2 separate regions of the Mus musculus genome follow, and region 1 is linked to region 2. Evidence: chromatin loops called from intact Hi-C (ENCODE). Cell type or tissue: left cerebral cortex. All regions are shown on one strand. Links, peaks and the distances in the headings refer to the core of each region. The heading gives the core; the rest is flanking DNA. Region 1 overlaps Astn1 (astrotactin 1). Region 2 holds the start of Brinp2 (bone morphogenic protein/retinoic acid inducible neural-specific 2).

Region 1 (16,091 bases), core at 3,436-11,435, 51 kb before region 2:
TAGAAATTCTTGAAGATATTTTTACATTAAAGAGAGAGGCAAATATGTATGTATGGCTCGTCATACATACAGCATGCAGTATAACTTCATAGCTTTTCACTTAATCTTCTCAGTGACCCACAAGACAGATTTATCAGCTCCATTTTCCAAGTAAGACAACCAACACTCAGAGAGATTGCCCAAGCTCCTCCAGGCACACATTAGTAAATAGTAGAGACAGATTCGGGATCCAGGATCCTCCAAACTCACAGACCAGGATCTCCCATGTTCTGTTTTGAAGAATACAAAAAAAAGTGAAAAAGGTCTGATTCTAGGATATCTCTAATAGGAGATCAGCAGACCAAGAAATAAGGTACTGTCTTGCCTTTAATTATGAAATAGACGTGATTTAAAGAAAAGATTGCCCTGAAAGCCTGGTTGAGTTTGTGAGAGGTGAGATCGATTGAGCAAAGTGAAATTCTGTGTAGCCCTCTTATAACTCATAAAAACACTGGTTTCTATAAATGCTGGCTCTTTGGGGACATGGATGGGGTGTTTTATTCAAAAGTTCTCTAGCAAGAAGACTTGGTGGTAGAGAAAGAAATGTATTAAGCTTCTCTTTTTGCCTGGAACTTGATGTCATTATCTAATGGATTCTCCCATCACCCCTGCAGTTATGATATCAAAATAGAGAAACTGAGTCTTGGGAAGTGAGAATTTTGCTTGACATTACTAAGTGATGGGGCCAATGCTTAAATCTAGATTTGTCTTGGAGTCTAGGCACATGCATTAGTTACCTTTGTATGATTGCAACACAAATGACTTGGAAGGAACAGCTATTTATTTGGGCTCAGAACTTAGAGGAGACCATACATCAGGGTAGGAAGAAAACAAAAACAAAAACAAAACAAACAAACAAACAAACAACAACAACAACAACAAAAACCCAGATGATCCGGGAAGAAATCGGGGCATGATATGGCCACAAAGGGCATGCCTCTAAGAGCTACTTCCTCCAGCTAGGTCCCATTGTCTACATTTACCATATTCCAATAAAGCCATCATGTTATGAATACATAAAGGATCAGAGTTCTCATAACCTAGTTATCTCTGGGGACACCCTCACATCACATCCAAATGCGCGTTTCATGGATCTTCAAGGAATTCACTTTTATTTTCTCTTTGAGAATCCAGGCTGGCCTTGAACTCAGTATATAGTTCTGGACTGTCTCTAGTCTCTGATCTTTCTGTCAACCTCCTAAATTCTGTGATTACAGACAAGAGCAACCTTGTCTAGTTGATGCAGTGTTGAAGAATCAAAGCCTAGGCTTTGTACATGATAGATGTGTATTCTACACACTGAGCTATATCCTCAGGCCTCTTAGGCATTTCTTGGTGTAATCAAGTTGACCTTCAAGATTAAGCATCATGGTATATCTATCACGAGTGTATAATCTCAAGCCCTCGTCCTAATTTTGAAACACTTGGACAACTGCTAGACACAGAAAGGACTCTGTAGCATCTGCTTTGTGTAAGATATAGATTGGATCTCTCCTATGACCATAGAGGATGCAGATGTCTTGAAGGGATAATGATCATACGTATCAGACAGTCTACAGGGGATCAGAAGCTCTCAGAAGGAATAGGAGCTGGCCATTTGGAGAGGTTGGAAGCAATGGAATTGTAGAATCCTTTGTAAAGTTCTAATGCTCTAGCTGGCCTTTGACATACTCCTTCCCCATCCTCCCACATACAGATCCCTTCCACTCCTGCCCCCAAATGATCAGACAGCCTCCTTCTCTGGATGTCAAGAAACCTGACCCCCCTCCCCCCACATCTGCAATTCATCTTTGGGGAATGCTATACTATTTTGGTAGAAGCCACCTTTAAAGAAAATTGCTCTGGTAGCCATTGGGTCACTTAGGTGTTTGCGTACTCTGCAGTAATTGCTTTATTTCAGCAGAAAAAAAAAGTACTTGTTACCATGTTTTTGCAGCTGACAGTGGCTTTTGTGGAAAGAATCCACCTCATCAAAGAATGAAGGGCTATATCAATGCCACACATACCAGGTGTTTCAGGACTGCTCTCTCCAACCCACCATGTCTCCTCCAAGCACCTGGCTGAGACCAGAGTATTAATCAGGGAGGAGGTGTCCATGAGGTCACTGCATCCTAGTCCTGTTGAATAGGGCCGTACTACCTAGGATAGCAGCTAGGATAGCACAAAACAGACAGGGACAAGTTCAAAGGCAGATGTGGGTAATGAGGTCTGATGGGGGAGACAATTTCAAATAAAGCTTCCTGTTCCCAGTCAATAGTGCCACGATGAGTGGATTTTGCTGCCTCCAAAACAACTATCCTTTTTTTTTTTCTTTTTCTTTTCACATCCCTAAAGCCCCAGGTTTAAGAGTTTAGTTTTGGAAGGGAGAAGCATGCAGTGCAGACATCCCCCAATTCTAATAAGATGGCCATGCTACCTTTTATCTGTATGGTTCACGCAGCTTAGACAGTCCCAGGGCAGCCAACAATCCTTTTCTTTTTCCCTTCTTTGAGTCAGTCTGTTACCATGCCCAGTGCTCTTCTCATTATTTCTTTTCCACATCATCACCTGCTCCTCCCTCTGCAATGACCTTTATCCCCCATGACTGGTTGTGAAGATTCTCTTTTATTTTGTCTGCAAGACCGTCTTTGCAGCCCTAACTTTCACGAGCCGACCGATTCTTTTCTAACCCTGAACAAAGTACTCCATGAAAAGACATGCTAGCATGTGCAGAGTGGACCTGCATGAGGTCAGCAATCCTGCTGACTCTCCAGCCCTCTATGCAAGAGCTCAGCATCTTGCTTGAAAACGGCCTCAGTATCTCGAGGAGCCCAGTTTGGGAGCAGCATGAAAGTAGTCAACTCGCCATGGAAGACAGTAACTCATAACCACTGTGCCTACCCCAACCCAAACCAGAGACATCTCAGGTGGTTGCCAGCTTCCACATTGCTCCCCAGTAGCAAAAAAATAACACATATATTAAGAAATCCAAGGATATGTGATTCACGTCTTCTAGCAACTGGAAATAGACAACTGGATGGCGCGTATTGCTGTCTACATCTGGGAGCTGTTTGTTCCACATGGACACCATAAGTGACAAGAGATATGGAGAAAGTGCCATTCAGTGCTGTCATCCCATTGGCCTCACCCTTGCTCTTTTCACGCTTTGCTGCCATCTGGCTTCCTTTGGATACTCAAGGGCTGGAACCACCATTGTCTTGGTCTTCAAATTTTTCCGACTCCTCTTTCTAGGATAGCTATGGGTTTAAACACTCTGTTCTCACTACAAGATGCTCATGCACTGGCTTCGCTGATTCTAGATCTTGAGTTGTACAGAGATTAGTAGTCCTTGGACCTCTCCATCTTTAAGTTTGTGCCACAAGGTTCATCAATAGTAGAGCACACGCACTGGAAAAACAGATTATATAGATAAGCCCTACCTAACCCCAATAAACAATCAGCCTCCCACTAAGAGAGATCAACTGCTCACTAAAGAATGTAAGTCTATAAATACAGACCAGGTAAAACATGACTCACAGGAAGATGTACAAAATATGTAAGTTGGAGCAATTATGGTTTACAAAGAAAATAGTAATAACAGCAGTGAATTGTTATTTCTAGCAATAACATTAACCTAGGGAGATGTGAATAGACTTAAGAGATATCTACATGGTATATTGATAATCATAAGATAGATTTTAATAAAGTACTCTTGACTTCCTACAACAAGACATACATTTCTACGTAGTAGAATATGAACTTCATTAACCAGAGAAAGGAAAACTGGTCAGATAAATGATTGCCACACAGGGGAAACAATTTTAAAGATCAATGTAAAGAAATGATGGCTGGGAGGAACAAAAACACCTCTGTCCATCAGAGCCACATACATTCAAGTCACACATGACAGCAGACAGAATATCATGTGCTGACATGTGCATGCTCTGGAGTCAGGCTGCCTGGGTTGTCTTCACGCTGCAACTAATTACCAGTTGGCTTGGTGTGAGTAAATTATTTAGCTTTTTGGGCTTCTGTTTTCTTGCATATTAAACAAGGATAATAATAACACCTATAGTAGAACTAATGAATTTTTTGGAAAGGAATAATGAAAACAGAGAACCTAGTTACCATAGTCCCTAGTGCATAATAATTTCTTAATAGATAGATGTTTTAAATTCTTTATTTTTACTATCAAAGCCAAAAGTGTGTGTGTGTATGTGTGTGTATGAAAGAGAGAGATTTAGTTAAACATTTGTTTTAAAAGTATAGTGGTCTCATATGCACTTATTGGAAATAATCAAATAACAAAATATATGTATCTTTTATCCAGTTTCCTTTCTCTATCTTGTAATACTATAGTCCAGTATAACAACTAAGATTAGACACCACTAAATACATTCATTTTATTTCTCTCTCTCTCTCTCTCTGTGTGTGTGTGTGTGTGTGTGTGTGTGTGTGTGTGTGTGTGTGTGTGTGTGAGAGAGAGAGAGAGAGAGAGAGAGAGAGAGAGAGAGAGGGGGGGGTGGATTTGTCTAAGTATGATCCTGATCAATATACACAACACTTTCATTACCACAAAGATATAATATTTTAAAATGAATTTTAAGGTCAAGATTTGGGAGCCAACAGTCCAAATACCAGTTTTGCCTTCTTTTACTACTTGATGTATTTTACTATTGATACACAGGAATTTTCTAGACCCACCTTTCCCTCTTCCTGTGAGTATATTTCAAAGGCACAGTAAAGCATCAGAAGAAGCAAAGCCAGCCAGAGTGGGAGAGGCAACGGGTTAGGAGTCAGGGGCAGAGACAGAGTGGGAGAGGCAAAGGGTCAGGAGTCAGGGGCAGAGGCAGAGTGGGAGAGGCAAAGGGTCAGGAGTCAGGGGCAGAGACAGAGTAAGAGAGGCAAAGGGTCAGGAGTCAGGGGCAGAGACAGAGTAGGAGAGGCAAAGGGTCAGGAGTCAGGGGCAGAGACAGGGTGGGAGATGCAATGGGTTAGGAGTCGGACAGAAGAGTGAGAGTAGGAAGAAAGCAAGGAAGAGAAAATAAAGGAGAGTGGGGAGAATGGGGGAGAGCCAACTGCTCCTCTACCCTCAGCCCCAGGGAGGCACTTGGCAGAGAAATGGTTCTAAATTGCCTCTACCTCATCTAACATTTCCACAGGCAATTCTGCGACTTGGCTGCAAGCACAGACTCCCCCAAGAGGTAGAAAACTAGGTCCTCAAACCCTGTTCACTAGAAAAGGCCCAGAGGAGAGAATGCATGAGCAATTCTACTGTTGCAATATTTAAATCCAGGTTTTATTTAAATACGTTTCATGATGATGAAGATAATATGAATTAATAAGATACACTTGGCAAATTTGCAAGAGTACAGAGAAGAAGTAACAGTATTTTATAATGCCACCACCACAGGTAACTTCTTTCAGAGTTCCCAAACACAATAACCTATTTCTTCTTCTATGCAGTTATTTCCATGTGGTTTTTAATCTACAAAGCTTGTACCCTACTACACAGAGAGTGTAGCTTTGATTTCCCCTTATTATTTTACTACACGTCCCTTATATTTTAGTAGGGTAAACTGGGTGTTTGAAGAATATTCCCAAAAACCTTCTAGAGAACTAGGTAGAGTTGCAGTTGCCTGCTAATGGGTCTCAAAATCTAGGATTCCAGACATTTTTTTATAAGACGTGAAGTGTAGAACAATGGAGTTCCCCTCTTTCTGATAGGGCTTCACCTTGCTTGGGGCTGCACTGCCAACCCCAGGATGAGTTGTAAGACAAGTGCATATCCACCATTAACTTGCTAACTCTGTAACCCCATAACATCACAGGCAAAATGAGACTGCAAGGATGGTCATTGTTAACAAGATCACCTTGATTGCTGTAGTTAAAACGTGCTAGGATGCATTGTTTTACGCAGATAAAAGCAAGAGTTTCAGGGAGGACCTCTTTTCACTTTTTTTTTTGTTCACTTTTGTGAGCAAAAATGGCACTGGACACTCAGCCCTGTATACACGCAGGTATCTGGCACACATCTGTGCGTGCCTCTCCTGTCTGCATATCTTCCTTTCTTGTCTTCAATTGCCCCTACCTTCACTTTCAGGCAATCTCTTGAGCTACTCTGATAGCTTTCTACCTTAGTAACCTTCCCAATTCCTTACTCTTATGTCATCACCAGAAAACAATTCTACATCCCCAATGCAACCCTCTTCTGCAGCCATCTATTAAAATCTACGAAGTGCTGGTCATTGGGATGAACTCTTGAGATACAGGAGGGGATGAGGTAGACATAAGCTCTCAGCTAATGAAAACGATACTCTAGTGGTAACATATAATAAATAATAACCACACCCATGCCAACTCCTTCTTCAGACATCTTTGAACATCTCCCACCTCCACATAAAGTCCAAATTGCTTAGCATGGCATCAAGATTCTTCCAAAATAAATGCCTGTAGTAGCCCTTCTGGACCATTACCATTCCTCAGGCTGCTCCATAATACCCCACATCCCAGCATTGGTGCCAGCAATTCCCTTAGTCTGTTCCCTCCTTCCATGTATACCCACTAAAATGCTCATCATTCTTTGAAATCCTACCTAAATATTACTTCTGTTACAGTTTTTCTCTCCTGAAAAACATGAAGATGCATCAAAAAGAATAACCTCCTCTCTGTATCCTTACAACATGTTTATTTAACTTAACAATCATTCTGTTTTGTATTCCACTTATCTGTATATCTCTGCCCTTTCTTATATATACAGTAATTCCTAAGATTCTTGATAATAGAATTTGTGCTTTATGTTTATATCTACCATAGTTCAATGTAGCTGTAGGGTGAATGAATGAATGAATGAATGAATGAGTGAGTGAATGGAAGGATATCTTTACCAGTACTTCTTAGTAGTGAGGTTGGTTGTGGTATTGACAATCTGAGTATTTAGTGCATCTAAGTAATAAAAATAGACTTTGTAAAAGTGTTCAATTGGTTTCAACGATTTTCTTCTTTAAGGATGATGGGTGTCATTTTTCAATTATCACCAATTAATATGCATGGAGAAAGAGTTTATGGATGACTGGCATTGATCCTAGGGGGCTCTGTGAAACATTTTAGGGGTGGGCCTTGCTCTACAATGCTCTGAGTGAAGTAATTTATCTTTACATTCTTGGTGCCAGGATGCAAATCGCTGCATCCTTAGGAGCATGATGGAAGCAGACTGTTCCCAGAAGGCGGGTCCTGAATTTAAAAAGGTCATTTCATGGAAAAGCAGATGAATGGTGTGAATTTTTAGGGAGGGAGTATTCTAGTCCCCAAAGAGAAATCTTTTAAAAAAATAATTAACTACAGGCTATCTTTAAAAATCAGTCCTGACCACTCTCTGGTACCCATAGCACCATGTTAAGATTTGGCCCCAAAGCAGGCCCATTAAAGCTTGGCAAGAGATATCTGTCCACAAACCTGAAATCAACTAAACATAACACCATTGAAGCAGAGCCTTCAAGAGCTGGGGGCAAAGACTGCAGAGAGAGCCAAGAGGGTTGGAAAGAGGAAACCACAAACATATCAGGAACAAAATGCATATTTGGCTATTTCTTCAGCTTGGTAGATGCTATGCCCACAAGAACTCCTCTCTTTTTGTACTCTACACCTGGAGAACTCATACTCATCCTTTTTGTAGTACTTGAATGCCATCGTTCCTGGGAAGGCTTCCTAAGACCCTGAGAAAGTAAGCTACACCCTCTTCTATGTTCATGAAGCACTGCATAAATCCACTCTGGTGACATCTTAGGGTTCCTTGCTCCTTTTTCTGTGGTTATATCACCAAACCTCACAGCAGACAGACTGTCCTGAGTGCCAAGGGTTGTCATGTGCACTCCCGAATCCTCTGACACTGTCCCTTGCTGATGCCTGGTAGATATGAAATAAATGACCAGAATCCATGGTTAATGTCAAGGGAGAAAAACAGCAGTTGTTAGTGAATTTGCAGATTAGTCCTTAATTCTATGTGTATCTTTTTAATGCTAATAATCCAGGAAACTGAACTTCTCCTGTAACATTTTCTGGTTCAGCAGCACTAACTCCAGAGTGGGCTGTCACAGCCTTGTAGGCTGCAAGTCGGTTGCCATGGTAACAAGGTTCTGGATGGAGGCTCTGGCTAAAGAGCCCTTCTCAACTCAAAAGAAGCTGCAGAAATTCTAAGGATATTTTGGTTCCTCCTCCTTCTTTCTTTCTTTCCTCCCCAACCACTCTTCCTTTCCAGCAACTTGAAAGTTGAAATGAGCTAAGTCTCAGAAGCCAGCTCTCTTGGAACTCCATATCACGCCTGCAATGGATTTGCCCATACAGAGCAGCATAGGTTTGTTTCTGGACTGTGTTTAATGCCTCTCTGTTTCTTTCTTCTCCCTTTCTCTTCTTGCCATTTGTTTTGTTTTGTTTTGTTTTGTTTTGTTTTGTTTTGTTCTTGCTGGTATCATTACTCTTTCTTCTCTTTGCTTCATCCTCACCATTGCACAGAACTGTCCCAAGTATATCTGCTGATGGACATACTTCTTATTTTTCTTGACACTGCCAGGAAATGCACTCACAAAAGCACCTGAAGGAAAGGAAGTTTATTCTGGCTCACAGTTTTGTCCATCCTGGCAAGGATACCATGGCAGTAGGGATGTGAGGTAGCTACCCTGTGTCTACATTCAGAAACCAGGAAGAGATGAATTCTGGCACTCACTTGATTTTCTCTTTGTCATCTGGGCCAGGACTGCAGTCCATGGAATGGTCCCATCAACATGAATGATGAGTCTTCCCACCATACTCAATGTAGTGTAAAAAATCCCTAACAGGTATGCTTAGAACTTTGTCTCCTAACTGATTCTTATTCCTTTAAAATCGACAGTCCATATTGACCATCACAGCATCCTCCCTCTCCTTGATCACTGTATGTAGGCAAAGGCATCCACTTAGTCCTACAAAATCAGGGCATGGAACAAGACAGGTTTGGGAAGAAGATGGCAAACACCCCTTATACTTTCACATGAAAGATAGGTGTCCTGTTAGATACTCTCCCAGAGGGTCTGTTTCAGAGCCTGACAGAGAACGCAGGCAAGAGCCCCTTCCTCATTCTCAGCGACGATATTTTGCTGGTGGTTATCGGCTCCACTCTGCACAAGCAGCAGCAGCATCCTAGGACAGGTGGGGAACAGAGCTCTCGTGTATCACACTAGATCATCCCTAAGAGATGTGCTTGTTAAGTGACTGATGTCTCATTCAAACACAAATTGTCCCCATTTTTATAGAAGCCCAAGTTGTGTGTGTTTTCACTTTATAATAGTGTGAAGACAATATGTATTCAACGGGAATGATACTTCAGATTTTGAACTCTCATTTCTCCCTAGGCTGGTGATAGATGATACAATACTCTCCTGTGATGTTGTTACAGCAGCGAACCACAGCTGTCACTCAGCCCGGAGATTACAAGGGAAAACAGGAGATTCTCCCTCCCCATATGAAAAGGGACTATGTATTGTATCGCTAGTCTATACTGTTCCGATAGATGTATTCAATGCGTCTTCAAATTATGATACTTCCAACTTAGGATGGATTTATCAGGACCTAAGTCCATCATAATTCAAGGAGCACCCATATTTAAATGCCAAGCTGCAACAATATTCCTCTGGAAGCGTCCTGCCACTTCCCTGGCAAGCTTTCACATAAAAACACTATAAAATTTTAAAGTGAGGAGCTTCATGGAGAAGCCCCACTGATTGTGGGGACCCCTGCCTACCATATCACCACTAATGGCTTTCTCCTGACCTCAGGCGTCCCAAGAGGGTTCTCTTGATCTCGATTCACACAAAGCTAAACTTCCAGGGCAAAACCTGACAGAAACTCACTTCCACAATCAAACTGAAAAGCCCTTCCTGAGGCTAGTTCCCCAGAGTTATTTAATTCTCCCAGCTTCTGCGTTTCTTTTTCCTTCTCTTAAATAAGCTTATTCTTTTGATGCAATATTCATGACTCCCAGACACAAGGAGAGCCCTCCATTGCAGAAAGACGGCACTTTTCTTCTGTAATGAGTTTGCACCCTTCCTATCTCACTCAAGCAGCCTGTCTCTGTCTTTCTGACTAAGCTGATGTTTACCTCAGCTTTTCTACTAGCTGCTGGAATCTACAGGAAAAAAAAAACCCAGGGGACACATTCAGTCATAAGAAAGAGGGTGCCCACCAAATGACAACACTCGGGCTGCATCTTGTGGAGACATTCCTGAGCACGTGGTCCTTTTTTCTGGCAGGATTCTTCAACAAGGTTTCTCCCACCCACCCACCCCACCCCTTCAGAACTGAGCTCAGCTCCTCCAACTTCACAGTCTCCCCCACCCAACTCCCAATTGTCCCTGAGCCTGTGACTTAGCCTGGGTGCTGATGAGACTTGGAAACGGACCCTTCCCCACAGTGTGGAGTATTTTCGGCTCATGCAAATCAGGATATGAATTAAATGCTCCACCAGTCGGGTCTGGTTTTGTTTAATCTGCTGCTGCGTTAACTGCTGTTTTCTTGTTATAGACATCATGGGAAGCACATGTGCACTCTGTGATGACAATGAAAGAGTTCGAATTTTTAAAAACCTCAGAGGTAGTGCCACCAAAACCCAGCATCCTATAAGGGCAGACAGGCCTTGCTGACTGCTTCCTGGGAATGATGCAGTGTAAAGGGATAAGAAAGCCTTGCTCCTCCTATCAGCTCTGTGACCTTGAACAAGTGACACACAGATTCCATTTTCTGACTCAAAAGGGAAAATGGATGGACATGCCCAGAGCAACTTTAAGGTACACACACACACACACACACACACACACACACACAGCAAACAAAGACAACAAAAACCTCATTTCATGGGAAAGAAGTGGTACTTAAAACTAGACAGTCCTAGGATTGAGTTTACTTAAACAACAAAAAAACAAACAAAAAGGTTTGGTGGCCCATATTTGGTGGGCCATCCTAGCCCTCAGAAGTAAGATGCAAGAAGATTGTGAGCTCAAGGCTAGCCTTAGCTACCTAGTGAAATTCTATTTTAAAAAAAAGTCAAAACAAACCTTAGAACAAAAGCTGTGTGTTGATGATTGTATGTTGATGAGGAAGCTACAATCCTAAAGCCTGAGGTTTCTCCATTTAAATGAAGGGCAGAGATAACACCTATGTGTCCCCTTTGTAGCTTTTGATGTTTAGTATAAGCATTAGGGGATGTAGCATCCTAGTACACTAAAGGGGTGATCCCTGAAGGTCACTTTCTACCACCTCTCTCTTCTCTTCTTCTGAGCTCCCTTGGGCTCCCACACTGAGTGAGGGACTTGCTGATGACAGACCTCCATGCTGAGAATACATCATGTTCCTCTCCAGCATCTTAGATTTATTTGTAGTGCAGCAGGATAGCAGATTAGCCAGGAACAGAGGTTCCCAGGACCAAGCGCCTGAGCTGAGGAAGCACTGATGGCAACTGAGCAGGCAGCACAAAAAAAAGGCAAAGGAAAGAAAAGCCCTCCTGACTCACTTAGTGTAAACCTGGCAGCTTCATCTCTTGGCTCTGGCAGAATGCATAAACACCGACAGGAGAGTGCTGTGGCTACCTGGAGCACTTTGGGGTTATGGGGTTAAAAGAGAGATCAATGGGAATCCTACTGTTAGTTGCCAAATCCCATTCTCCTCTTGCCAAAGTGGTTTAAAAATGAAACACAACAAGATAAGAATGAAGATAAACCCTGTGCTACCAAGGGACCCAGTAAGTTAACATGGATGGCCAGAGATGGGTACTGATGAGAGACATGAGTCACAAGTGACACAAGCCACATCTCTTCTGTTCTTCAAGAGGTTGAATGTGATGATGGCACCTGCAAAAAAGCCCAGAGAGTAGAACTACCTTTGCTTCTTGTCAACCTGATGAGCTGCACTACCTGGGGACCATGGGGCTCAACAGCGACAATTCAAACGACATATTTGATTGCTGCTGAGATGTGGCAGCAGGGCAGAATCTGAACTTGCAAGGTCGAAGGTGTCTGATGAGAGACATCACGAAGGAGTAAATTCGCCACCTCTCCCATTCTCTTTCTTCTCCCAACCAACATCACTCCCCAGCAACAAAATCAGCTCAGAGCCTGGAACTAATACCCATTCTGGTGGCCCACCTCCTGTCACTGCCCGAGTTTTTACATCAGGCCATTCTACTCTCCTTACCTCACAGTGGACAGCGCTCTGTCCAGACATTACCTAACTCATCAGACTACTGCCTTCCCGAAAGGGAAGTGACGGGAACCATCCACCCTATTTCAAAGAACTGGTGGCAGAAATGTTCAGGATCCAAAAGGTCTCTTCAACTGCTTGCAATAAATTATGGAAAAGACAGAGAGGAAAGAACCCTTGAGATAGTGAGCTAGTGTGCTGCCCCTTCGGCAACCCTCAAACCTTTTCTCTCTAGGGATTACTCTGACTAAAGTACCAGGCCAGGGCATCTCTCCACTCTCCAATGAATGCCTGGCACAACTGCTTCTGCCTCTCTCACTGTCACCACAGGCAGCTGAGCTTAACCAAGGTGTCACATGCTGGTCAGGAGTGAAGAAACACATTCTTTCATGAGGGTTCAGGGAAGGAGCCAAGGATACCAGTGCATGTTGCCTAAAATGCATGCATTGCCAGTGGTCCCATAGAATGCTGCCTCCCCCGCCCCCGTGCATGGCACACTGGCCTTCCATCTATCAGCAGGGAATATGGATGATACTAGCACACAAAGCATTTGAAGGTGTTTATTGAAAAACACTAGAGAGGGAGGGCTGAGAGGATCCCCTGGTCAAGATGGTGCCTGCTCTGAAAGCTGAGGACTGAGTTAGGTCCCCAGTGTTCATGTAAGAGGTCAAGGGGTCAAGGTCAATGGCACAGCCTTGCAATCTCAGTGCTAGGGAGGTAAAGACATAAATAACCCTAGCACAGTGGCTAAGCAGCTAGTCTAGCCTAATTAGTGAGCTCCAGACCAATATAAGAAACCCCACCTCAAAGGAAATGGATGGTGTTTCTGAAGCAAATCTGAAGATTTGTATATGGTCTCCATATGCACACACACAAACACATACACTGACACACACTGTCACACATGCACGTACACATAAAAGAAAGGAAAATATCTCATCTAAGAATAGTAATTAACATGGAACATTATGATGATCCTGGTTTTAATTATTTATTACATGTATTTATTCAACTTGTGGGTATGTATGCTCTGTGCATGTTCAGACCAGAGGCATGTATGCATGTATATAGGTATCTGCATGCCATGGCATACATTTGGAAGTTAGAGGATTGATTACAGCAGTCAGTTCTCTTCTTCTAATCACGTGGTTCCCAGGAAATGAACTCAGGTCATGAATACAGGTCAGGTCAGGCATAGCAGCAAGCACTTTAACCACTGAGCCATCTTACTGGACTCTGTGATTATTTGTTTAAATTGTCTACTTGACACAATCTGTAATCACCGGGGAAAGTATTTTTTGATGAGAGATTGTGTAAATTACAGGCTGGCCTGTGAGCAAGTCTATGGGAGGGTTATCTTGATTGTGTTAACTGAGATGGGAAGACATGCCAACTGTGGGTAGCGCCATTCCCTAGGGCTTTCAAACTGTAGAAGTGTGGAGGGAGTGCTAACTTGTATGTCTTAATTCATTGTTTTCTGCTCTTGACTTGGCACTTCAAGCTCTGATTTCCTCGAAATGATGAGCTATAACCTCTAATTGTTAGTCAAACAAAGCCTTCCTCAACTAGGTTGCTTTTATCAGGGCATTTTATCACTGTAATGGAAAACAAAACTAAGAAATATTTTTCTCTCGCTGATGACAATTAAAGCCTAAGAACTGCCTAGCATCTTTTATAATTTATTTTCTTAAAGAAAAAAAAATGTGACCTTCATCAGAGCCTATGGAGATGACAATGTAGGTATGTTTTATTTCCTCTTTGTACAGAGTGGAGAGGCAACCAAGTCTCCAAAGCACACAAGCTTAACTGAAGGACCCAAAGATGGATAATAAAACATTTTGGCTACCCCAGCCTCCCCATCTAGTCCTAGTGATCCTCAGAGGCACACAGGCATCCTCCTCCTTTGTATTTCGGTTCTTAAGAGAAGACATCCTCTACAGGCTGCAGCTGAGACTTCACCCTGCATCTTCCCCACCCTGGCTTTGTGAACTGATTACATCTTGGCCACGGGCACAGCAAAGAATTGGCAGGTCCAAGCCTTTGGGAGGTCGTAGGATCGAGTGAGCTAACCTCAGGCAGGAAGCAGAATTCAGTGGCTCACCAGCAAAGCGAGGAAAGGAAACAGAATTAAACACCAGAATGCTAAGTCTATTTCCATCTTGCCTAGGAGGGGCAGGTCTGTTGTGTAAAAGGTTTGATTTAAGGACATTTAATCTTGTTCTCCGACAGAGTGGTTTGCGAGGATGCCTTTCAGGGGTACATCTGAATATCGATCAAATGGCTTTAGGAGCTGCTGCCCCACTGAGGCCTTGTCTCTTCCTACCATGGGGATCAAGGTTCTCCTTCTAAGAAACCCTAAGTACAAAATCAGCATTCTATCCATGCTAAAGGAAAACACTGAACTTGAACGATTAGTCTCCTTTGCCCAAACATTGGACATGTTAATATTTTTATTTCACGTCATCCTTACAAGAAGCATTTGGGAAGATAATGAAACTGGGGTTAAGAGAAGTTTAGTCATTTGTATGGGACCAAATGACTCCAATAAATTTCCTTCAGAAACGTACCTGTGTCCCCCTACTACAGAAATGCCTTTCTCAAATTTATCACCAGAGAGAAGAAGACAGAGGCCTTGAAATCGTAGTCGAGCTTCAGTGAGTATGGAGCCTGCCCCTGGTATTACTTTAGCTAGAGACAGTATAACCTTGGGTTTTAGTTCAGGATGAACTTGCCAATGATGATTGTCTGTATCTGATATCAATTGCCTGACGCATTTATATGGTAGCCCAATAGCTACCATTGAAGCCACTGACCAGAGGAACAAAGGATGAAGATAAGGCTGGCAGATCATCTTTTTAAAATCAGGTAGGAGATTAAGTGTTCTTTATTATCAATTAAGAGCTCTTTAGGATTCACTAGCATGTTTAGATAGAGGAGGATGGGAGGGAGCTAACTTAGCACCACTTAAAGGTGCAATAACTTTTATTACTCTCAGTGAAAATTAAGGACTGCTTTCATTATCCAAAAGCAATGAGGAAGCATTTTCCCTTGGAATTACAGAGAACTGTCTGCTATGCCATGTCTGGGTGATGCCAGCTCATGTGTTCTTGTCACATGTAAGCTTATCACTCAGGAAGTGTTCAGCAAGCATCAACTTAGAGCTTGCCGGTACTGGATGCTGAGAGAGTGTGAGCAGGCTGTGAGATCTCACTCCTGTTCCCTGTTCGAAGCAGGGTTTTAAATTGAGTTAGGATGACATCATCTATGTACAAAGTAATTAGCAACCAATTCAAGACAGCACACAGCTGAATATTTATTACAAAAACAATAAATGCCAAATGATTTAAAGCAGCAAAAGGCCACTGAGAATGAAGTGGGTAGGGAAGATTTGACGGGGAAATGGGAATTGGCCTAAGTCTTTCAGAGGATAGATCGGATAAACAGACAAAGAAAAGAATCCAAGTACAGAGATTAATTTAGGCAAAGAACTAGAGTTCAGAACGAGTGTGATGAAACTAATGTATTTTATATTTGTGTTTCAAATGACTAGGCAGAGATCAAGTGGATTGATTGCCCATTTAATTCCTCCCTAGTTTGCAGAGGAGAATTAAATGCTAACAGACTGAATATTGACAGAGGCAGAGTGGTCCTTAATGTGAGCATCATCCCTTCCTAGGATTGTGGGGTGCTTACCTACAAGTGGTGACAATAATTCTGACACATTCACAGCTCCCTTCCTCCCAGAGGGGTTAGGGGGAGTCCCAAGAAGAACTGTGGATAGTAATGATAACACAGAATGCAAACACTCTGTATTGGCTCACATCACACATCCATTCAGAGCAACATTT
Region 2 (16,091 bases), core at 3,190-11,189:
GACCACAAAAGTTAACTTTAAGAACAAGTATCCTTCAGTCTGTCCTCCATGAACTTGGATTCCTCTCCCTTTCTGCTCACTTAGATGCTGCTCCTTTGGAATTCCAGGCCAAAATGGACAGACAGACAGACAGACAGACACCAGCAAATCGCTGGTTCTGAGCATAGTTTGATGCCTGGGAAGATGGTGAACAACCATGCATTTTCTGGTCCTGAAGTGAAAGTGCCTGTGCCTCTGTGTAAATGCCTTAGTGCAGCAGGTTACCATAGCAACCCTAACAGGGTGCTGCAGTGGGCAGCTTTGTACAAAGGCACAGAAAACCAATTATTGAACATCTAAGCTTTGGACATCTAGCTCATATACATCTATCACAGTATACAGGCCTGATTTTGGAAATTTTCAAAAAGAGAAGTGGAGTTCTGAGTGGTTGTTAGCCCAGCCTCCCCTTTTCAACCACATATGTCCACCTTTATGCACAGTAAATACTGCCTGCAGAACCCCAAACAGCCTCCTTAGAAACATATAATTCTCCACATTCATTCTTCCGAAGCATGGAGAACAGATTAGATTTGCACACCAGCATGACTTCAACAGAACTTTATATCCACGCAACAAATTGTATGCTGCAATGAGTAGCGTAGCCACTGTTCCTATTGCTAGCCAGCCCCCTGTCTTTATTATGTTATTGGTATTTTTCCTGCAAAAATAAATAAATAAATCAAATAATCCATTCAAGTGTGTAGGTTGGCTTCACAGGGTTTAACTGAGTTACACTCCAGAAACTGTAAATGAACTTTTCATAGAACCAGGCAATTTTTAAAATTACTTCTCCATTGTGGCTCAGAGAGGAGGGTTTAGTCACCTACTCTCTCTGCTCTCTGTATAAAGGTGAATCTTTGTAAAAGAAGAGCAGGGGGGGAAACGCTCTAATTTCACCTGTAGTTTCAACCTACACATGGCCAGTAGGGAGTCATGTTCCTACAAAGTGATTCTGAGTTTGTAGGACATTAAGTAAATGTGATAGTATTCTCTCTCTCTCTCTCTCTCTCTCTCTCTCTCTCTCTCTCTCTCTGAGTTATGGTTACCTTTAACCCTTCTCCTGGACAACATTGGAATATGTGAAGCATAGTGTAAGACTTCGTAATTGTACTCCGAAGAAATGGAGTGCACAGTTGGAGCAGGCAGGATGGAGAAGTAGAGAAATGTGGCACCTGTGATGCTTTGCAAGATGCTGCTAATGAAAGCAAGAAAAGTGGTGTCAAAGGGATATAAGATGCAGGGCCTGAAGGAATTTTGAGGCCTAAGAAAATTAGGAGAAAGAGCGATGTCAACAAAAGGAAAGAGAAGCCATTCTGTGTGCAGTTATAGCTAGGGTAGTTTGGAGGACAGAGGGGAGCAATAGTGATCATTAGGTCACCCAGTTTGGACCATTTCCTTTGGAGACACTTTAAAATGTCATGGAGATGTGAGGGCACTCGAACAAAGAGGTTGTTGGATTTAGTCATGAAGGTACAACTTCCTAAGCTAAACTCCAGGCACATAAGAAATTTGTTTGGAAGGAAGGGTATTTGAGCCCTAAGGAGTGGGGAGCAGTCCTAGTAGTGAAGTATGTCCACGCTGGCAGGATGACCACAGAACTGTTCCTAAAGCCTTGGGGATGGCTGTGGGTGAGTTTGGGTGCCCAAGGATGTGAAGCAAAGAACTACTAAGCATGTGGCATGCAAGCAAGGAGAGAGGCCTATGAGAGTTCAGATGGAAACTGACTCTGTTCAGATGTGTTCCTGAGTGAAAACTCGCAGCTCAAGACTGAGGAAGGTTTCAGAGACACTAGCAACCTGTTCCTTTGGGGCAAGGCAACTAAGAAGGAAGGTTCAGGTCTCCAGACTGGATTTGGGGAGACATCAGGTGCACTGAGGCCCAAGTGCTGGCCTGCAAGTGGGTGTGAAGAAAGGTCCACGAGTGGGGCGGATCCAGGGAGGTAGTGTGGGGGAGGGGAAGTGGCAACAGCAAGTGGATGTGTGGAACGGGCCAAGGGGGTGGGGGACCGCCTGTCCAGCGCCTCCTCTGGCCTCTTCCACCTTTCCCGGGACTCACCCAGCACGAAATAGGGTAGCTCCGTGTTCTCTAGGTCGTCCACCACGACCATTTCTCCCGGGAAGTCATTGCGCACGGAGAAGAGAAGCTTGGGTTCGGAGGCCGAGGGACTGTGCATGATGCTCAGGTCGTTCTCGCGCAGGAAGGGCAGTGCCGACACAGTGATGCTCTTGAGCTTGCACTCCAGCTCCTTGGATGGATCCACGTCGCCGGCAGCTGTGGCCAGCACCGCAGCCGGCCCCCAGCAGCAGGCGAACAGGGCGCAGAGCCCGGCTAAAGCCATCTTGAGCCCTGGCCGCCTTCCTCCCAGCGCTGCGATGGTGGGGGAGGCAGCCAGCAGGGAGGGAGCAGCGAGCAAGCAAGGGAGGCGGGGGGGGGGGGGGGGAGTTGGGGAGGGGACACGGAGCTCGAGAGCCCTGGTCCCCGAAATGAGATGCTACTCAGAGAGCCTTAGGTTCCAGCGCTGAGGTCTGGAGAGCCCAGCTCTTTGTTTCCCGGAGCTGCTTATCTGGGGAAAGGAAAGGGGGGTTGGGGGGGAGAGAAAAAGGAAAGGAAGGATGTTGGGAGGAAAGAGGAAGAGAGCTGGGGATTCTAGGGAATCAGGTCAGCCCCCAGCTGGTTGATGATGCTCCTGCCTCTCTCCTCCTCTCCATCCCCAGGGCTCTTGGTTATTAACTACCTGCTCTGCATTTTTAAAATTGCGTCTTTGTAATGCAAAAATCTCTCCTGTCGCAGCAGCATCCAAATGGCTTGGGAAAAGGCATGCACTGGCACACACCTTAAAGGGCTCATCTTCAAAAGCAGGTGTAGGGGGTTGGGGGTGTTATTTTACATTTTAAAAAGAGTGCCCAGTGTTTTGGGGGTTTGTGGGTGTGGCTTATTCTTCTTGTTCTTCTTGTTCTTGTTCTTTTTCTTCTCGTTCTTGTTGTTGTTGTTTTTCTTCTTCTTCTTCTTCTTCTTCTTCTTCTTCTTCTTCTTCTTCTTCTTCTTCTTCTTCTTCTTCTTCTTCTTCTTCTTCTTCCCCTTCCTCCTCCTCCTCCTCCTCCTCCAAGTCCTTCCCCCCCTCCTATTCCTCCTTCTTCTTCTCCTCCCCCTCCTCCTCTTCATTCTCTTTAAAAAAATCAACTTCTTAGTTGGATTGGATTTGTCTGTTGGATTAAGGTGTTGAGATAAATGCACACGTATATATTTTGAACCAATATGGATTCTGCAGAATGATTAAAGATAATATTTGCAATATTGATATAAATACAGCAATGAAAAAATGATGAACAACAAAAGAAGGAAGTCGATGTAACTCATACTGTTAAGCAATGTAGAACTTTCACTTACAACTTATGCCTCATTTTATCTCTGTCACAAATGCTATGTACAATAAGCAATAAAAAGATGATGGGAGTGCTATGATTGACAGGGAAAGCAGACTTAGCTCAAAGAAACCATAAGCATTTAATTCTAGAAAATTCAGTAAACAGAACAGAGTAGAAAGTATATGTGAAAACTCAAGTTTCTCATTAGCCAAAGTCCATGGGGAAGTAATAAAAGAACATTGCTGGTTGTGTTGAAGGTCAATTCAAACTCTGTCAAGAAAGAAACAGCATACTTAGCCCCTTTACTTACTAAGTATTCTTAGGAACAACACTACCACCACCCAAAGTTTATAGAAGTTCTGCTTCAGCTAGTGCTGCTGCTGTTGTCCTTATGTGCTGGATGCCATAGACCATATAAGAAAAGCAACATTTGGGGAATGCTGGGATCTGATATTTGGCTGAACTTCAACATGATAAGCAATGACTTAATTCTAAAGTATCCTCTTCCAACATGGCTGTTCAGTGTTTAAATACCAGCAGGAAGATGGGTTCAGTCCCTATGCAGACATGGAAATCACCACCTTCTCAAATAGGACCCCAGCTTTGAAACAGTTGCTGTTCTGACCTACCTGACGTGACCTATTGACAAACGCAGATGTGTGTCCTTTAAGAGATAAAGCTATGTGCCATACATTTCACAAGATTAATCTAATTGAATAGCTCAATCTAGTTGAGCCAGCCATGTTTAAGGTCACATTTAAGGAATGAAAGAAAAAGGGGAAAAATGGATAAAAAGAAAAAAACAACAACAACAACTGGTGAACTGATGTAAGTTTTGTTTCAAAATGACATATCTGAAAATTAATGCATATGTATATTATCATGTTTTCCTTGCAAACTACTGACAAAAGGATACATTAACTAATGACCTTCCCATCCATCTTCACTGCTCCCTTAACAGCAAACAAATGTTTGCTTCTTATAATATTGGAAATGACATGACTAGTAGTTACCTCAAAGCACATACTACCTTCATCAGATGAACATTTGCAGGACTTTTGATGTGTGTTTTTCTTCATGAAAATATCATGGGTGATTTAAGAAAACCCAGCCAAGTTTCTTGATTTTCATGTGATTGGACATAAAGACCAAGGACATAAAGCCAAAGGACATAAAGTCTCCATGAAACCTTCTCCTCTTCTCCTTTTCTCTAGAAAAGCATGGCACATAGAGAGGCAATGTGATTTGCCATGGGATAAAGGGAAGCCAGGAAACAGAAGTGTCTCTGAAGTGTGAGAAATGGGGTGCAACTGTCAGATTATCCGTCTCATAGCAGATTGGCTTGATTAACAAATGAAGAAACCAAAGTCAAGAAAATAGCGAGAGGCTTGATGAGCTCAATGTACGAAGACTCTGTGTCACTGAAAGCACAAACAATATTTCTGAAATGATGCCAACTCATTCATCTGACACTCCATTTCTCATGGGCATCCATCAGAGCACGGGCAGAAGGAATAGTCCTCCTATTTCTGAATGCTACGTAGCCTACAATAATTTTTAAATCATTCTAATTTTGAAAAGTGCTGTGTTAGAAAGCACAAGTGTAGCAGTGGAGGGTTGGGGAAAGCAGTGGCTTTCCCCAAATCACTGTGGAGTCTTCTTAAAATGTCACATCTGAGAGTGTTAGATATTGACATCTTGAACTTCTATATGATGTCAGTTTCCACAGAAGAGTTTAACAATCAAGGCTATGGGAACAAAACGACAATATATTTTGCCAAGGCTCATGGTTTCCCTACACAGGATGTAACATCATATCTGCTACTTTTCAGGAATTAAATATCTAGAGATGAGGATAGAAATTGCAGCTCACAGAAACCAGAGAGTATCTCCTGGGTCATGCTTTCCTCTTAAGTGAGATGACGAGATTCAGGTGAGTCTCAGTCACCTCTTATGTGTAGCAGTGATGTGCTGTAGCAAAGCCACATATGTGGGTCAAAGCTTGGCCTCACACTCTCCTTTGGAGGAGAACTTGAACTGTGCCCATCTTTAGTTTCTCATGAAGAGAATAAGCTCAATTATCTCTATCCATATCCCATTCTATAAATAGTATACATGCAAGTGTTTATATTATTTAAAATATACTATTTAACTATAAACTTACTAAGTATATTAAATATAAAATAATTTTAATATAAACTTATTTAAAATAAAGCATGTTATTTAAAAATACCAAGTTTTGTAAGGTGTAAGCCTGACTTCTTCTCTGAGGTTCACTGTTTTATATTTAAATGTCAGTGGCTTCTTTTTATGACTCTTAATACCTTTGGATTGCTTTCTTCATAAGCCAACTCTATACCCAAGAGCTCAGGTACCAGAATTCTGTGGTTTGAAAATTTAAAATGTTCATTTCTTACACTTATTCCCCTAGGTTGATTGCTCACTGTCAAGTATTTCATTCCCTGATCACTAACTCCCCAAACTATGTGTTCACACACATACACACCAATGAAGATGAGGCTGTTTCCCATCCTCACTCCTAGGCCCTTCTCGTCACAGTGCTCTTCATTCCTTAGGTTATCCAAACTACTCAGATAAACCTCCAGCCTCATCTTGGAAATGAGAAATTGCATCACTTCCCGTTCTCATCATTCCATTCCATTCACCGAATACGTACATGCATGCAAACGCATATGCACATTCAGTTCAGACACTGAAAACAGTGTCTTGCATTAAATGTTTTTATTTGTAGAATTTAAACAACAATAATACTAATACATAAATAATAACAATGTATAACTTGCTTGGAGTTCATGAGAAGGAAATGAGATTGCACAAAAAGATCTCACACATTCAGACATTTAGTTGTTGCTCAGTGACAATAACCCTCTCCACTGTCTTGTTACATGACATAACTGTTTCAGACGGAAGTGGACTTTTGAAACATTGCCACAAGAATTCATATACTGTTGGTCTAAAAAGTAAATGTAGTGATTTATATTCCTTGACTTTTATATTCATTTAGAAGAAAAGATAGTATGTGTGCAGCAACAGTTAAAGGGTGGGACTAACTCAGATGATCATCAGCTTCTTGTGGCCAAGACATTAGTGAGTGGAAGAAATAAGGTGTAGAGCACTGTATCCTCCTAATATTCTATATTTTCACGGTTTAAGAGAGAGTGAAATTCTTTGGGAGTGGGTATTTGCATAGTAGTCCTCTTTGGGCTGTTATTAGATTTACTAAGAAAGAATCAATGTTTGCTTCTTGTAATGTTGGAAATGAAGTGAATAGTAGTTACCTCAAAGTACCTTCATCAGATGAACATTTGTAGGTTTTTTTAGTGTGTGATTTTCTTCATTAAAATATCATGGGTGATTTAAGAAAACACAGCCAAGTTTCTTGATTTTCATCAAGATTTTGATTGGCTGTCCCTTCTTGAGAAATCCTGGCACTTTCCTTCTTTCCATTGACAGAAGTTACACCTGTCCTACCATTCATCCATTCCCTCACTCCCTCAAGTTATTTCACAGGAAGACCTCCAAAGCGTTCTTACGTGGGTTAGGTTCAGTGGGCCTCTGTCTCTAGGAATCTCAGGAACAACTGGCTCCACAGTCAGGAGCAGTTAAACTCTCAGTAGTTTATTTAGATATTTTATCTTAGTTGAAGATCTGGGGACTCCACAGGACCGCCATTCTCTGGCATGTTTTATAGCCAGACTCCTGCAGAGTGTAGAAGGAATAACTTGGGTGAGATGCAGAGTAGAAAACAAGTAGAGATCAGATATGATGGAAATGGGTGGGGGTTTGTAGATAAGAAGCAGTTTCTAGACTTCCTCACTCTTTCAGAGCATCTGGCTAAAGGGGCACTTTATACCTAACCCCAGATATATCCTTCCTCTGTGTACATCTAACCTCTGCCCTCTGTTTTGTCTACTTCTTTCCAAAACAATCTCCGATGTTGCTCTCAACTCAAGGAAACTAAATGGAGACACTTGTCTCCCTCTCTGCCTATTCTCCTCTATATAGGCCTTCATCATGTGACTCACTGGGAATTCCCCCACATCCCTTGCCACTTTCAACTTATCTTTCTTCAACAACGGCTCTTTCCAAAATTTAGTGTAGTTCGCCAGTTAGTAGGATGCATTTCAGCCTCACACATTTATTAGAACATCAAAAACATATCGTTCACATCCATTCAATTAAAGTTAATATCTTTATTCCTCCTTCTTTCCTTCTTTCCCTCCTTTTCTCCCTCCCTTACCCACTGCCCGGACTTCCCTTTCACAGGCTCAGCAGACAGCACCTGCTTCTCAGAAACAAGGCTTGTCCTGTTCTCCTTTCTCTAGTCTTCCTTTAAAAAATGCGAGTCCCTCTTCCTGACAGCCACTGGAGTGAAAGGAGACACACAGAAGGAAACCATCACAGGCAAAACAATTCTCTTTCTTTTTGGACGCAGGCCATTTCAGAGGTCTCCCCAGAATCCCCAAGTTCTCCTCTTTGCTGTTGTCCCTACAGGTCTGGTGTGGGGCGTGAGGTGTCTCAATTTAGCTGTTCAGCGATTCTCTGCCTGGTCATCTTACCACAGAGCTCCTGTGGTCTTTTGCCTCCCTCTTTACCCCCTCCCTCCCCCCCCCCCGCCCCCGGCCCCGGGGTGTGTGTGTGTGTGTGTGTGTGTGTGTGTGTGAGAGAGAGAGAGAGAGAGAGAGAGAGAGAGAGAGAGAGAGAGAGAGAGCTATTTCTCACTTGGGGGCTCACTTCTAATTAAGTAATTCAGGAGGTTTAAAAAGCACAGAACAACTAAATGAAACCTCAAATTAGAAGGAAAATGGCTCAAATGGGTCCCCATCTCTGGGAGTTCTGGTTAAGCAAGCAAACAAAATGGGCTGGGACGAATGAATATTGTAACTCAGAAGACCAAAGCAAATGTAATTAGTTCCCAGTCTACTTCTTGTTCCTCAGCCTCTGACACGCTCCAATCTCACTCCCAACGCCACACGCAGCCGCGAATTTATCCAATTCTTCCTTATCCTTACTGCGGGGAGGGGGAAAAAGTCGCTGCTGCAAAAAGCTGGGAGGGTTAACAGAGCTGGTACCCCAGCCTGCCAGCTAGCCAAAGGAGATTGCCGGTAGGCCTCAGAACCCGCCTCCTGCCAGGCTTCACAGCCAATGGGAGCCTGTGGTGAGTATGGCGCAGGGTCCTATTGGCTGCCAACCTACGTGCATAAGAAAGAACGAGAGAGGCAGGCAGGGCAGCATTGTTATCTTAAGACACTCATCCGGTGTCTGAGTCTGCAGGTGACACTGGTTAGGTACGGACCGGGAAGCCGGAGTGGGGACGCGCCGGGCTGCAGCTCCAGGATGGAATCCGCCTGCCTGCCGCGCGGCTCGCGGCTCAACCCGCAGCGCCTCCGCTGAGCTCGACGGGTTCCGGAGGACTTGGAAATGCACCTGCCGCGCGCTCCGAGGACACCAGCAGGTCCTCAGGCAGCCGAAGGAGCCCAGACGCCTGAGGAACGATTTCTGTCCATGTACAAGGCACAGATTTCGGATGACAGGGCGGGTGAGTCTCTTTAGAGTTGGAAAAAAAAGAAGGCAAGATCTTGGGTTTCACCTCGGTCGAGGGACAGGGGACTTCTCAGTTGGCTTCCCACTTTCCTCACCTCTCCCACGCCGCGTGCGACCCAGCCTAGTGCTGATCCCACTTCACAGATGCTGTGGGTGCCTGGGATGCTCGCTGCTCCACGGCAAGGCAGCAGGCAAGTGGTCTAAAAGCTGCCGCCGCGGCGGCGGCGGCGACAGCAAAGCCCAGAGCAGGAGAATTTGAAAAGAGACATCCGTTCCCTCTCACAAGCTGAGGGGGTGGCATTTCATATTTCCCCAAAGGAGAAAGAGCCACAAGAAATCATGAAGTAAAAACTTTGGAAGGCTGCCACTGGAGATGTTGCACAAAAATCAGGCGTCTTTTGGGAGTCTCCTCGCAGTCCTTGGTGGTTTGGGGAGCAGCTGATACAGCAAGAAGGACTCTTACAAGGATTCAAGGTAATCGTGCAGGGGTCTGTACCCCTGGGTTTTCTGTATCACCTTTCGTTGTGATTTTCATGAGTCCTCATTCAACCTTCTTGTCTGGTGCCTGGCAATTGCAAGCAAAAGGAATAACTCCCATTCCACCCCGTAGTTTCTGTCAGGTGGAGCTTAGCAGTGGACTTTGGGTTTGAGCTGACTCTGGAATCGCCTCCTGGTGTCGCATGGCTGTCACAGAGCTTGGGCACTCTGCCTGACCTATATTGGTTTTTTTTTTTTTTTTTCTTTTTTTGCCTGGTTTAAGTCCTTAAAGTTAGTGCAACTCCCATTAGCTTTCGAAAATTCATTCGGGCTCCATAATTGCAGAGGATGACAAGGACTTTTGCTTGCCTAGCTGATGCCGGACAGAACTGCACGAGGTTCACTGTGTTTGGGGAGGACCCTAAAGACCTGGTATTCTTTTGTGCAATATAGCTGTATTCACATGGTCATTAAAGCCCTGTGGCATGCTTTAGAGGCCAGTCTATTTCTTCTATGAACATGTAATGAGGGACAAAAATAATTCCTAGGAGTGAATCCCATAGTCTCCTTTGGGTGGTATAACAGAAACCCCAATCGACTGAGTCAATCCTGGTAGTACACTGGAGACACTACAGGGAGAATATTGCTGTGCTGAAGGGAAGGGTCTGTTGAGACTATCTATCAGAGTGTTTTCCCTGTTCATACACAGCTGTGTGTGTGTGTGTGTGTGTGTGTGTGTGTGTGTGTGTGTGTGTGTGTGTGTGTGTGTGTGTGTTCACAGCTGTATGAAGGAAGCTGGCTGCTCACAGAAACACTAAGCATCTCTGCCTAGCCCCTGCTCGGGCCATGATGCCTGGGGTGTCGCTACCCAGTAGGAGGATGAACTTGTACACTGCTGTTCTAGCCCAGAGGAGTTCTCTCTTCACCAAGCAGTCTTTCTTCACGGTACATATTTATCCAGGGTATATAGACTTAAGCCAAATATTAACTAACAATCAACTGGATGCACTGTAATGTGATTGAACAGACCTTTCTGTAAAGAACCATATGTATGCTTTCCCTGTCCTGGGAGCAGGTTGCCCTGAGTAGGAACAAATGTGCTAAGAGAATATCAATTATGAAATAAAATCCGGACCGTATCCAACAGGGCCAGTGATATGTTAGCATAGGCCAATAAGAAGAATTAAACATATACACTGTGAGTTAAGTATTTCTCCCCAGGTCTTCTCTAGACAAGTGTATGTTGATTCCTTTGCTTTCCTCGCCCCCCTGGCCAGGCTCTTGGAAGATATGCAATGCCTGTATTAACCAGGAAGCTATAGGATTCTACTAAATCCCCTGGGGGGCAGTCTGATGACATCAGGAAACAGCTAGAGTGATGCTGAAGTCTATGTGTTTTCCCTCTTGATTTTGCACAGTTGTATGCCTGGTTTTTGTTTGTTTGTTTGTTTGTTTATGACATGGCCCTCATGAGTTCCTTCTCACCTGGAATGAGTTGCTATGTAGCACTGAGAGCATGACCAAGCAATGCTGCCACAGTGATCTATCTTACCAGTACCATAGCTGCTACCCACTCTGGGAAAAGATGCATGCTCTGCTTCTGTGAGGAAAGAAGAATTTGGAAAGATGCCGAGCAAGGAGACTGTGTTTGAGAGCAAGCGTCAGACCAGAATCTTGGCTGCTGGAAAACAGCTGGTTTTAAGGGGTTTGACAGCTGGGCTGCAGCCATGGGGAAGCCAGAAGCATTCTTGACTCTTACTTCTTTCGCCTTACAAAAAAATGGAGTTGTCTTTCCTTTCCCAGAATGGAGTGGTATGTGTTCAGTGTGGAAACAAGAAAAGTCAGAGGAGGTAAACGCTGGGGAGGACAGAAGGGCCCGATTCTTCTTGTGTTGGCCTGGTTTGGGGAATGGGAAACATCTCTTCCTGGACCTCAAGATCCCCTTCAGAGTGTTCCTCTCTGGCCTCCTGACAGGTTGTTTACTGAGCAAAGCCAGAGGGCACAGAACGTCCCTGCTCCCTGCGTCATCAACTCCTCCTGATCCTCTTCCCCAAGGTACAGGCTTGCACCTGGGAGCACCACCTTAGACCTATCCCTCAGGGAGGGTGCTCCAAAATCCCTCTCCACTCACAAACAAGAGGTAATCTGAAGGGACTGGAGATAATGTGTGGGCACTTTGCACTGGCTGGAATGTTCAGTGTTCAGGTTCCTAGCTAGTGTTTAAGCGAGCACTGTGTGGTATTACTTCTGGAGAGCCATTCTTTCTTCTTATTAAATAATAAGTCCTTGCATATATTTTGAAGAGCTCCTTTCCCAAAGAGCTGGGAGCATTTACAGAAGTCCTCTACATAATTCTCAGATGGCTTATAGTCTCCTTTGTCTTTGGTTATCCTAAGATGTAGAGCGTGAAAGACTTCAGTCTTCTTCTTGGAAAGGGGAGTGCAGAGAACCCCAGAAGAAGATCTGTCTTACACAGGACACACAGCAGTAGGAAAACTCATGGAATGGAGGCCTGGGTCTTACTGCTTCCTAATTAACCTCAGTCCCCTGGGCTCCTTCTAAGGCATAGTTCCATCTCAGTGTTTGCGATCTGACTTGGTTGCTTTATACGTTACAAAGCAAGGAGGCTGTGATGTGATTTGGGGGGTCCTCCTCTGGCAGTACATCAAGGCACAGAGGGATAAAAAAAACCTTAGGAAACTTTAACCCCATGATTTTGTAGTCTACTTGGGAAAATAGGCCTATGTCCAGGCAAAGGTAAATGATGATGTATTCTCAACAGAAGTTCAATACAAGAGAAGTCAAAAGGCTGACCCTATTAATCAGCCATTGATCTGTACTAATAATAAGAGCTATCAGTATTTCACGAAGGGAGAATTAGAATGGAGCCATGAGAGTTAGAGTGGAATATTTTGGGTAGGCAGAGCAGGGCTAACGGGCTCTAGTTGATCAAGTCCCTCACTGGAACACAGGCACAGGGAGAAGCTGAAACCAGCATGGTCTGCATGGGCCTTTGGGGCCACCTCTCTTGCAACCTGGAAATCCTATGTATCTGTGTTCATTGTATTAAACATGTACGGCCTAGCGGAAGTTGATCTAGGATCCTGACAGGGCTCTGAAATACTGGGCATATTGCTAGACATTGGAAATGTTACCTGGCCTTCCATCCACTCTCAGGTCTAAGCCACATACAATGGGAAAAGCTTTACTCAAGGTCAGAGAGCCTATCAACTTTATATCAAAAAAAAAATTTGAATGACGATGTTGGGGAAGGCAGGCAAATTTCAAGAGAACACAAGAAAAGACTTCTCATATTTTAGAATCAGAATCCTTTAAGAGAGAGCTTTGATTTTCCCCCATTTCCTATTTCTCCACCCAAATGTTCCTCTTGGGGTTTACTTGGAACCGGCAAAATGCCAAAGCCCTTAGGCATTTAGCATTGAGCAGAAGATTTCCAATCTTAAGATTCTTGAGCATGCCCATGTACATAACCTCTTGTCTCCTCTTCTCTTTCCCTTTTAATAAAACATATGCTGTTGCAGTCACAAAGGAGGAGACCACAAAAAAAGACAGGAGGGGGTGGGGAGTGGTACTGCCCGCAGCTGTACCACGGGGTTCTGTGATTGTTCAGCAGAGCAAAGAAGGGAGAGGCATGGTGTCAGCCTGGGTAGAACCAAGGGGAGTCTAAGGGCTGCTGCTGTCTCACAGGAGAAGGCTGCAGCCAGTTACACACACACACACACACACACACACACACACACACACACACACTTGTTCTAGGAGTTGGTCTGAAGCATCACTCAGGCTGCACGCCACTGTGTGAATGGCTCCATCCTTACAATAGGGAACGCTCCCTTTGGACATGAGAAGAGAATGACTTGCCACAGTCCCCTCCCTAACTTCTCTGAGATCTGGAGGGAGTTCCCTGGGAGCGCAGACTCTCTGTGTATTTGGTCCAAGAGTACAGTCTCAAACCAGCTCTTAAGAGACATTAGCTCTCTCTTGAAGATCCTACCTTAATCCTACCTGTCACCCTTGTTTCTACTAGCACCCTTATGCTAATGGCCAGTAGCTGGGCTGTGCATAGGACTTCTTCTCTCTTTACTTTTCAGAAATGTACACTGCCATGTTCAGGGTTGAGCCAGAGTCCTGGGCCCATGATGTGTTGTTCATAATTTTGGAGGAAATCCTGCTCTGTTTGGGAAGGAAGTGTCAGAAGGCTAAATTATGATGGCTGCAGTGGGCTAGACTTCTCTAACCTACTGGTGCAGGTTGGTCCTCTTTAAATTATCACTCTGATATGCAGAGGAAAGTATGAATACCATCATCATATTCTGCCATCTTCAGTGGCTGGTCCTGTCCCATCATTTGTTTTTCTCAAACTCAGTTGCAATGCTAAAATACCTGGGGTGCTGGATTGGGTAAAATTAGGAGCCACTGCAGGCAAAAATCCACCCAAGAACTCCACAGGTAGCTCAGGGGCTCTTGAAATGCATGCCAGGATTGTAAAATTGAAAAGATTTACTTTTTCAAAAGCCATATAAGAGCCAGGCAGTGGTAGCGCACACCTTTAATCCCAGCACTTGGGAGGCAGAGGCAGGCAGATTTCTGAGTTCGAGGCCAGCCTGGTCTACAGAGTGAGTTCCAGGACAGCCAGGGCTACATAGAGAAACCCTGTCTCGAAAAAACAAACAAACAAACAAACAAAGAATTATAAGAAACTGGGTATGTGGCTCTGTTGACATGTTCCTTGCCTAACATGCCTCAAGCCCTGGATTTTGTCTCTAGCACCACATAAACCAAGCCTGGTGACACACACTTGTTAATCCTAGTACTTAGGAGGTAGAGGCAGGAAGATCAGAAGTTCAAGGTTATTCTCAACTGTATAGAGAATGGGAGGCCTGCATGGGATATAAGAGACTCTGTTTCTAAGAACACCCCCCACCCACCCACACACACACACAAACAAAATCAATGTAAAAATATCACTATTTTACACTGATTTTAGATTTAAATGATGTAATATTTCAGATATGCTGGGTTAAAAAAAATCCAGTTTTTTTGTTCATTTCTTTTAGTTTTTAATATAGGGACCAGAAGTTAGATTTCCATCGGTGGCAGACAGTGTATTTCTTTTAAACCGCGCTAGCCAGGCCCTGCAGAGCAGTAGCAGGTTAATGGGGGAGAAAGGGCAGAGCTTGAGACAGGAGGAGCCTGAGACATAAAAAGAAAGAGAACATGGAAGGAGAGGTCAAGAGCGGCCCAGAGGGAGCCTCTGGGCATGGGTTTCTGAAATTTAAAAGCAAGAAACACAAATAGCCTACATGGCCTATATTTATTTGAGGAGGGACCTAGCTAACTGTGACTCAGCCCACTGGAAGCTTTTCTAAAGCAATATAGCCCTCAGCTCACATGCCCAGAGTGAGTTGGTGAGAGGCCTTTTGGTTTAGTCTGGTTTTTTTGTTTTTTTTTTTGTTTGTTTGTTTTTTAAAGGGGTAGGGAGTGTAATAGTAAAAATAACTAAGTGAATGATCTTCAGGTTCTCTCTCCAAAAAACGAGGACATACTTGTCTGTACTTAATCTTAATCTTCGAAGTCCCTCCTGTGCCCTCTCTGCCATCATGTGACCTCCCCTTTCCTGACTTTTTCGTTTTTTCAAAACAGACATGTTTTAGTGTGGCAGGGAGACAGAAGAGCTACCACTGTATTTTTCAAGATTATTTACCAAACTATCCATTGCAACGGAAAGACGTGAGGATCACATTTTATTTGTTAATTACAGGTTGAAAGGCTACCACCCCTCCATCATAACTATGCTGGTACTGTTAGTCACCGAGAGAAGGGTTGGACATGCCTAGAACTTCTCTCATGTTTGCTTAGCCCTTCTATCATTTGCAAAAATATTCTTCCAAGCTGTATTGCACTTGATTCACACATCACCCCCAGGGAGCAGTTATTATCTCCTTCCCATGTTTTCCATGATCTCTCTTCAGATTACCTTTATGATTATATTTTCTAACCCTTCTGTTTCTATGGTCTTTATTCAGTCTTGCTTGTAGTTTTAAAATATGAATTATGTGAAGGAGGCATTATTATCTCTCAAGCCCCCTCTCAGCACCTACAAACCTCTCTCTTAGGGTGTTGTTCTTAATGTAAAGATAGAGCAGAGTACCAAATATAGCTTCAGTTCATTGAAGACACTCAACAAATGTCATGCCCACTTCCTGCTGAAGATCTCTAGTTTGATACACGGACAGTTTTGGTATCCCAAACTAAGCTTGTAGTCATTTCGTTCCTCAGATACCTGCTTCAGCAAATGACACAATCAGATCTCCAGGGACTGAAGAAATGTGAAGCTGGACTTAATGGAACACATATGTCACCCTGGCACTGGGGGGGGGGGGGGGGGGGGTGTGCACAGGGTCAATGAAAATTCAAGGCAAACCTCTTCTACACAGTGAGCTCCAGGCCAACCAAAGTTAGCAAGACTCTGCTTCAGCAGAACAAACAAACAAACAACAAAAACTTCATTGAGTAAGAGAGATTTGGAGACTTGAGGACCTGGGTTCAAATCCCCAGCACCCATGTGAAAAACAAACAGCTTAAAACACCCAAAATAGTTGCATGTGTCTGTAAATGCAGTAT

The links. Peaks named below come from ENCODE experiments on the same cell type or tissue, not always from the same donor. Only the 100,000 strongest peaks of a DNase experiment are listed, where the experiment ranks them.
Region 1: it touches region 2 in a loop (6-fold over the local background); 4 of 42 quality-filtered maps call a loop at or near these places.

Annotation. Positions count from the first base shown.
Region 1 is chr1:158,400,419-158,416,509 of GRCm38, reverse strand. The region is part of intron 1 of Astn1 (astrotactin 1); the gene reads right to left. Among named protein-coding and RNA genes, the nearest start is that of Astn1, 46 kb to the right of the region's middle. In left cerebral cortex, for the core only: a CTCF peak has its summit at 5,203; DNase peaks (open chromatin) are centred at 5,177, 7,521, 8,167 and 10,283; H3K27ac peaks cover 3,854 bases.
Region 2 is chr1:158,348,869-158,364,959 of GRCm38, reverse strand. It overlaps Brinp2 (bone morphogenic protein/retinoic acid inducible neural-specific 2), which reads left to right and starts at 8,700. Exons shown (of 8, transcript NM_207583.2): 1 at 8,700-9,443. It overlaps Astn1 (astrotactin 1), which reads right to left and starts at 2,656. Exons shown (of 23, transcript NM_007495.4): 1 at 2,095-2,656. The coding sequence starts at 2,377. In left cerebral cortex, for the core only: CTCF peaks have their summits at 9,643 and 10,766; DNase peaks (open chromatin) are centred at 9,847, 10,000, 10,300, 11,043 and 3 more places; H3K4me3 peaks cover 3,049 bases; H3K27ac peaks cover 2,855 bases.